Linked DNA regions of Homo sapiens: region 2 is linked to region 1. Evidence: read pairs that join two places in POLR2A ChIA-PET (ENCODE). Cell type or tissue: OCI-LY7. All regions are shown on one strand. Each heading gives the region's core, and the rest is flanking DNA. Links, peaks and the distances in the headings are about the cores only. Region 1 overlaps DENND1B (DENN domain containing 1B). Region 2 has its middle 5.6 kb from the start of DENND1B.

Region 1 (4,409 bases), core at 160-4,159:
GTAGAGTAGGAGCAATAGTAGCCTTAATCTCATAGGGTTGATGTAAAGATTAAGGAAATACATATATATAAAGTGCTTAGAATGATATCTGCATAGAATATATGTTTAGTAATTATGAGCTATAATTTTATAATAGTTTATATTTAATTTTTTTTTTTTTTTGAGACAGAGTCTCACTTTGTTGCCCAGGCTAGAGTGCAGTGGTACAATCTTGGCTCACTCTAACCTCTGCCTTCCAGGTTCAAGATATTCTCCTACCTCAGCCTCCCAAGTAGCTAGGAGTACAGGCGCCTGCCACCACAACCAGCTAATTTTTGTATTTTTAGTAGAGACGGGGTTTCACTATGTTGGTCAGGCTGGTCTCGAACTCCTAACCTCAAGCAATCCACCCGTCTTGTCCTCCCAAAGTGCTGGGATTACAGGCGTGAGCCACCGCACCCGGCCTCTACATTTAATTTTATAATAGTCTACATCTGCAGTTAGAGTAAAAATTAACATTACTATCTTTTAACTTAGTATTTGGCTTTAAAAACAAATTGTTATCATAAAGGCTTAGTATTTTGGGGGAGTTGTTTTCTATGTTTGATGTCAATTTATTATCAACTGTTTATGACAATTCATGAAAACTTGATGGTGATGTCACCTCTAAGTTACCAGCTCTGTTTTGGTTCACTCTCTGGGACCGTTGGGCTGATAAAAGAAACATAATTCAAGTTCTCTTTCATGATCTTAGTCTTCTTTTATGGAGGAAGCTGCTTTACTTGAATCTGTCTTGAATAATTCTTTTATATATACAGTATATAAAATATATCTGCTATAAATTCCATGCATAGTGGCATTTAAGGTCAAGGACTCATTTCTTAACATAAATTAAAAGTAATTTATGTAAATTAAAAGTAAAATCAATGAATTTACTTGTTTTTAAGCTTTTTATACTCATATTTTTATATATCACGGAGACTATAATGTGTTTAATGTTCGAAATTAACGTTTTATCCATTTTTAATTTTTTAAGTATACAGCCCAACTCTTAATTTTTAGAGGAATATATGTAAAGGTGGCCTAACATTCATAATTCTATTGTAGTTTTAGAAATTTTGTCTCAGTTATTTACTTTTTGACAATCATGATTTTTCATAGTTATAAGAGAATGATAATTATAAACCTTACAGCTTGCTGTAGGTTTTAGTGGTGACACTCTCATTAGAGAATCAGCTAGCTTGAGGTTCCTTTTCTTTAGGTGCTGTTTGTGGTTAAAAATGATAATTTCTTGCCGGATGCAGTGGCTCACGCCTGTAATCCCAGCACTTTGGGAGGCCGAGGTGAGCAGATCACCTGAGGTCAGGAGTTCGAGACCAGCCTGGCCAACATAGCGAAACCCCATCTCTACTAAAAATACAAAAATTAGCCAGGCATGGTACCACGCACCTGTAGTCCCAGCTACTCGGGAGGCTGAGGCAAGAGAATCACTTGAACCCGGGAGACGGAGGTTGCAGTGAACCGAGATCACGCCATTGCACTCCAGCCTGGGTGACAGAGTGAGACTATGTCAAAAAAAAAAAAAATTAACCTTTAAAAGATGAAAAGTTTAAAATTAAAAAAATTAAGATATGTAAGCACAGATATCAAGAATATTGTTATGTTTTCAACATTCTAATAGGTTTTCTCCCTATATTTTAAAGTGTGGTATTGTGTTAGTACCTATTATTATATTTTTGCATGTTTGAGTTTAATGAATTGAGATATAATCAGTTTTTTTTTATTCTGTTGATTCATACATTATTCTGTTGATTTATACATTGTCAAGTACACATGGAACGGTTTCTGGTAATCCTGAACAAGAACATTGATTTTATCCATGCTGTAGGTAGGCCATAGATGTTTAAGCCCCAAGCGAATCTTGGTAGACTAGCAGAACATCATATTAGATTCTCGTGTATTCAAAGCAGAGGCATAAATCATGATATTACAAGGGGGTATCAGTTGACTTATTGCTGTTTTGTGACCATAGGTAGGTTGGATTGCTGTTTAAAGCCATGTCAGTGGTTCTCAAATCAGTCAGGCATGAAGCCTTGTCATATGCCTCTATAATTGTACCTCACCAGACTTTCTCTAACTATTCAGCTGGGGCTGTGCATTTTGTCTCAAACACCCGGCTGGCCAGCATCTGACAGGAGCTTTCTCATCATCCTGTCAGTAATATGTTAACTAGAGTGTATCTTTGTGGCCTGTAGAAGCAGGTGGAAGGGATGCTTCTTTTAAAAGCAGATGTCTGAATGTTAGCTATTATTTTGACCATTATTTAGTTAGTAAATTCACCCTCAGAAAGTCTATAAGCATATTAGTTACAGAGATTTGATTGTGTAGTGCATGTTGTTTTGGGGATATTTAGAGCAAGCAATATGTTATGAGTACTGGAATTACGTTAATAAACTGTAATTTCTTCCTTTGTTATAGTTGCCCCCAGGCATTTAAGCATATGCTTTTCTCTCCTCTCATTAATTCCATCAAGGGCATATGTAAAAAGAAATCTTTCGATCTCTGGAAAATCAGCTATTAAATATAGATTTTACAGGTTTAGTCAGACTGAAAGGCAGTCCAGAGGATTTTAACCTCTTCATCTGGATTATACATATTCTTGATTTGTCTCTTAATGGAGCCACCTGTGTCAGCATTTAATCTGAAACCCGAAGTGCAGAGACTCTTTCTGGAGATGAGGAATTGAACATTTGGTGAGAGAACAAAGATTACGTAGTCCTGCTTCCTAGTTAAGGTTATTAAAGTGTATTTTTGTGCCTCATGTTTTTAAAGCTGCAGCAGAGTGGTGCAGTTAAAAATTGTTATCATCTCTCAGGGAAAGATTCTAGAAGCAATTTTTAGATTTTTAATTCTTCCCCAAACCCGTAAGCAACCAGTTATGTCATCTGAAACTGAATAATTCTACTTACCAGTTTATCATTTCACCGGTACACAGCTATTCTGAACATTGTATTTTTAGTCAGTGCTAAGTGAATATGACTGGAGTGGGGAAATGGTACTGTTGAGGTCATCAGGAAGCAGTTTATTGGAAGGGATGTGTGAAGGTTATTTGGAGGAGACTTCTGTTACAGGAAAACTAGAGGTGTTTTTATCTTCCAACTCCTGTAGTGATAATGGCTCTGTTTTTCATGAAAATAAACACGTATTTCTGCCTTATGATTTAGTCCATTTGTGTTCTAAAAGTAAATAATTGGCTTTTAATTCACAATGAAGAATTTTTTAATTTAACAATTATGGAATTATCAAAGAGTTGTTATTAACTTGTCATTCCCCTAGGCTCTGTAAGCTTTGTTCCTGTATGATATCCACAGAAATGACCTTGGATGATTTCAGTTTACCAAGCATTTTTTTTTCTTTTTTCTTATCCTTATAGCTTACAGACAGTGATAATGTTAGTATTTTTTATATGGAACAGTGACAATTTTGTGCTGATAGTGTAATCAACATTAAATAAAAGAAAATAATGTATGTGTTGGTTTTGTTTCTTTAATAAAACTATTGAGGGCAGTGTGTTTATTTTAAAATGTACCTTCTATATTTATATGTTTTCACATACTATAATTTTTTTTTTCATTTTACAGTTAGGCAAGTTTTTCTCTTCCAGTGAGCTTTCTTATAGTGCAGTTTAGCTCATTGTTGACATCCCATTCAATACCGCCAAAATGCAACTCGCCATCTTTTCCCCATAGTCTCCTTCTCCTACTATAAAGGGCTAATTTGGTGAATCACTCCTCCCTCTCATCTGTTTTCCCCACCTACATCCTATAGGTTCTACCTCCTTAATCTTTTCTTCTCCGATTCCTGTTCTTCAACTGCCCACTGTCTTAGTTCAGCAGTTACTACTTCCCACAGATATTATTTTCAGATCATATATACTGAATTCACTTACATAAAATGATGATGTTATTAATAATTATAGCCAATATATAATATAGGGCATGCTTTGCGCTACTTACCCTACTGAGAAATTTATTTAAACTAACTCATTTAATTATTATGTATTATGTGGTAGGTACAGTTGTTATCCACGGTAGACAGATGAAAATGTGGATTTTGAAATTGAGAGGGAGTAAGTTGATCAAGGCCATAGTACTAGGAATTGGTTTAACCAGTTCTGTATGATTCCAAAGTATATGCTTACAACCTTTATGCAATTTTGCCTCTTACAATGACCATCTTATAAAACCAAATGCATCCTTACCTTCTGCCCCAATATAGTATCCCTTCCCTTAAGGAACCTCTGTTTATTATTTGAATTACTTACAGTGAAGTGACTTTTTTCCTCGTCTTTGCAGGTCTAGTCGATTATCTCTCAATGTGTCATATTTATACCTTTCTCTCATTTTGAATACCACTTTTAGGGCTAGCAC
Region 2 (4,409 bases), core at 193-4,192, 140 kb before region 1:
TTGGTAGTTTTATTAAGTAACCATAGGGAGAACACAGTATAATTACTATGCACAGTATACATACTAATGTCATATGTTCCTGATCCACAACTCAGTCCAAGAGGGAAGTGAAGGGAAGGCCCAGGAAACAGCTGTGCAGCAGGCAGAAAGAAGTCACTACACACTGATGCAGTAATTTTATTAAGTCACTTGCATACAGTCAGGCAAATGGACAGGATCATGGGTCCAAATTCCTCCTTTCCATTCCAGCCAAGCCCAGCTGTCCTGATTGGCAGTCTCGAGAAGAAGGGAAGAAACTTCTGGAATTATGCACCGTGAATGAAGAAAGTCAGGTGAGACTGCATCCTTTTTACAAAGGAAACATATAAGTTCTCACCAAACTAAGAAGACGTTGATCAGTTTCACAGATCCTTCTTTCTGTTCCTTCTTTCCCAGAGAAGATTACAAGCAAAAATGGTCTTACCAGACCATTTTTTGGCAAGTCTTACTTGCCTAAGACTTGGGTCTGTGACATCAGAAACAACAGCAGAGAGAAAGATGATGTCCATACTTTTGAAGCCCAGAAGAACTCTCAGTCCTTGTTCATTTTTATCTTGTTATAATTTGCAATAGTAAGAGATGGGGAGAGTTTGTCATCTGTTTTGGAGTTACAAGTCTCTGTTTCATATGAACTTGTGCTGTGGAATTATACCATTTGACCTGGTATTTGACTGAGTTCTATTTGCTGGAATGTTGCACTTTTCCCCTTCTAGAATTGATCATATACAAATGCATGTAATGTTTGGCTAGTTATTTTCTCATATTTTAGGAAAGCAAAACTTGGCACACAGCAATTTGTTTTGATAATCTCTCTATTTACGTTAGGATTAGGGTTGCTTATGGGGCTGCTGATTTTGTTGAACTATTATCATCATGTTAGATGATCATTTATGTTTCCTTCCAGAAAATTCTAATGACATTGCTCATTGGATGTGATTACTCATTCTCCTGAGAGTGTTAAATGGGTGTGAGCAGAGCTGCCATACAAGGAAGACTGTATTTACGTGGAGTATCTTGTAGGTGGGGTTGGGAAATTATTTCCCATGCAATGCCACATGGTTACACAAACACAGCACTCTTTCTTGAAGTCCAAAGGAGAATCCTCAAAGAATCTCTGAAGAAAATTTGACTCCACTGATTACCATCTGTTGGTGACACTCTGCTTCAATTATTCTTTGTTCTGAACTCCAAGGACTGTTTTAAGTTCTACAATGTCTGGCAGATTGAGGAACAAAGATAAGGGAGAACAAGCAGAAACTGGTCAGAGGTAAGAAAATTTATTTACAATTTTTGGCAAATCACCTGAAAAAGGCAGAAGAAGATCTTTTGCTGTGCTGTATTATTTTTGAGAATTTTACTGTATTTTCTTACTAAAAGTTTAACAGCAAGATATACAAATATCATCATCGACCCATTGAATTTTAGAAATATTTGGATATGTTCAGATTTGGTAGTAAAGGTGTCAAAATTTATCTGAGTTCTTTTGTCCACAAACTGGAAGACAACATTTTTATTAAACTGGATTTTAAATCAACATAGAATGCTAACTCTATGAGCTTTGAGGTGTGAAACAACTCAGAAAGGCAAACTTTCAGGGAAGATATTGATCCCGAATCCCCACCTCCATCTTCTCTTTATTTTAAAAGTATTTCACATGTCTTGTTGAGGGAGATTTTACCTTCAGATTGAAATTCATGATATTGCTGCTAAGTATAAAAAGGACAACATGCCAGGAGGATGTTTTCCTTAACAACACTATCTCAGTCAATATTAAAAGGCAGGTCCTGATAAAATAATTTAAAGATAGTTTCCTAAGAGCTTCAATAAATTCAGTTTGTTAAATACTTTATAACTTTTCTTCTATAATAAATGAAGGTGGTAATACTATTAATAAATTTCACCTAAGAATAGTAATAAGAGGTTGTGCAGAGTTAGTCTAGGAAATGCCTGACTTGGATACATGTTAGCTACAACTCATGAGATGCTTGCCTCAAAAAATTCATTTCTAAGTTAATTGTTTGGAACTCAAAATCTTCATATACATTGGTGAGGCTTATGAGTCTAGTCGAGTTAATTTATACTGAACCTGAAGCATTATTAATAGTATTATTATTTTTAAAAATACCATTCTAGAGTTTACAATAGTGTTTATTATTTCGCATTCAGAAGGGAAAGGAGCTGTCAACTTTAGTAGTCCTGGGTATCAGTAACTCTTCACTTTTGTTTAAGGCATATTACTACAAGGATTCAATGAATAAGTGGTTGGGGTTGGGAAGCCAGGAGTTACCTTTCTAATTGTCATAGTACACTGGAAATCAGGGCAGTTGGCTCACTAAAAGCCCTGAACTTGGGTTTCTCTACACCATTAATATATAGGGATATATAAGTTGGGGACTTTTTGGACCTGGTTTGAGGAAAGTGGACCTTATTAGGTGGATTAAAAAGTTGCAATTAGTCCATTTTACATGACACTATAGTCAGAACCAAGTAATTATCCATTATAGTCTGATCAAAACTTGCATGAAAATCAACTAAAAATTCAGAATTAAGTATTTTTAAAAGCTTGCAATGCATTGAAGAGCAGGCAATCAAGTGAGAATACTTAGGGGTGGAGGATGGGGGACAAATAAAAGTAGCTACAAGAGCCACCTCTCTCTGTAATCCCAGCACTTTGGGAGGCCGAGGTGGGTGGATCACGAGGTCAAGAGATGGAGACCGTCCTGACCAACATGGTGAAACCCTGCCTCTACTAAAAATACAAAAATTAGCTAGGCGTGATGGCAGGTGCCTGTAGTTCCAGCTACTCGGGAGGCTGAGGCAGGAGAATTGCTTGAACCCAGGAGGTGGAGGTTGCAGTGAGCCAAGATCACGCCACTGCACTCCAGCCTGGCGACAGAGCGAGACTCCATCTCAAAAAAAAAAAAAAAAAGAAAAGCCACCTTTCATCTTCATCTTTAGGGTTTTTCCTAAGCTGGATGAACTGGAAGACCATGAACTGTTATCATGGTCTTATGGGTCTTCAGACCCTTCCTAATGTGGGAAATCCAACAGGATACTCTTCATAAAGCTGATACACCCCAAAGGTATTCAAGGACAATTGTCTCAAACAATGGAGCATAGTTAAGGGGAAAAAAGCTTCCCAGAGGATTCATAGCTACAAACCAGGTCTCACATGAATGGTCTGAAGAATTTCAAGCTGAGAATTTAGTGTTTATGTTTCTGAATTGCTAGTGATCCCAAGCATCTACCAGCAGTAAATTAATATCTTCTCCAGAGAACTCATTTTCATTTCAGCTGTCACTCAATTTCTATATATAAAGTTCTAAGGATCACATAACATAAAAAGAAATCACATACATAGAAGAAATCAAGAGACCATAAGTATGAACAAGTAGAAAAAAGATCAGTTAGTAGAAGCAGACCCACAAATGCTTCAGATATTGGAATTTTTAGAAATAGAATTTAAAGTATATATATTAAATATTTTTAATAAATTAAAGAGATGCTGAAAATATGAGTTAAGAGAATACAGATTTGGAAAATAACCAAACAGAACTTTAGAAATAAAAATAATATAAATTAAAAACTAAATGGGTGACTTTGACAGAAAATGAGACAAAGCTGAAGAAAGAATTAGTGAACAGAATATTTTTGAAATTTTCCAGAATACAGCGTAGACAGATAAAGAGAGACATACTATAAAAGAGATGTTTGACAAACATGGAGGGTAGAATAACACATGTGTTATCAGAGTCCCAGAAGGAATGGAAAGAAAGGAGTCCAGAATTTTCCAGAACTGATGAAAGTCACCAATCCAGAGTCAAGAAAATTAAAGAAACCAAGAAACATGGATGAATAAAAATCTACACCTAGATACTTCACAGTGAAACTATAGAAAACTAAAGACAAAAATGAAACATCATAAATGCAGTCAGAGAGAAAAAACAGATGACATTTTAAGATTACTTTCAAAGTTCCAATTGTTATTAGGGAACTTAGAAGACAGTGTAATGATATTGATAACATGCAGAAAGAAATAATAGTAAACTTTGAATTCTTCATCAGTGAAAATATTTTTCAAGAGTGAGGGATAAATAAATACATTCCAACTCAAACAAAAAGGGAAAGAATTTTAGGCAGAAGGAAAGTGATCCTACACAGAAGATCTAAAATGAAAATACAAAAGAATGGTAAAGTTCTGAGTAAATCTAAACAAACATGGACTGTATAAAACAACATTCATAATGCATTTTTGGGGGGATTTTAGTTTTGAGGGGGTTTTAGAGGTTCTTGTATTGTTTGAGAGAGGGTGGATATCCTTGTGAACTCTGGCTTTAATCAGTTAAAATGTACCTATTAAAATTTCTAGG

The links. ChIA-PET counts read pairs that join two places held together with the same protein. Peaks named below come from ENCODE experiments on the same cell type or tissue, not always from the same donor. Only the 100,000 strongest peaks of a DNase experiment are listed, where the experiment ranks them.
Region 2: POLR2A ChIA-PET joins it to region 1 with 6 read pairs; 1 of 35 experiments calls an interaction of 5 or more read pairs at or near these places.

What each region holds. Positions count from the first base shown.
Region 1 is chr1:197,636,226-197,640,634 of GRCh38, reverse strand. All of the region lies in intron 10 of DENND1B (DENN domain containing 1B), which reads left to right. Among named protein-coding and RNA genes, the nearest start is that of DENND1B, 140 kb to the left of the region's middle. In OCI-LY7, for the core only: no CTCF peak of the experiment used is centred there; a DNase peak (open chromatin) is centred at 2,134; H3K4me3 peaks cover 1,901 bases; H3K27ac peaks cover 3,020 bases.
Region 2 is chr1:197,778,887-197,783,295 of GRCh38, reverse strand. It overlaps a transcript of DENND1B not described here. Among named protein-coding and RNA genes, the nearest start is that of DENND1B, 5.6 kb to the right of the region's middle. In OCI-LY7, for the core only: no CTCF peak of the experiment used is centred there; no DNase peak of the experiment used is centred there; H3K4me3 peaks cover 93 bases.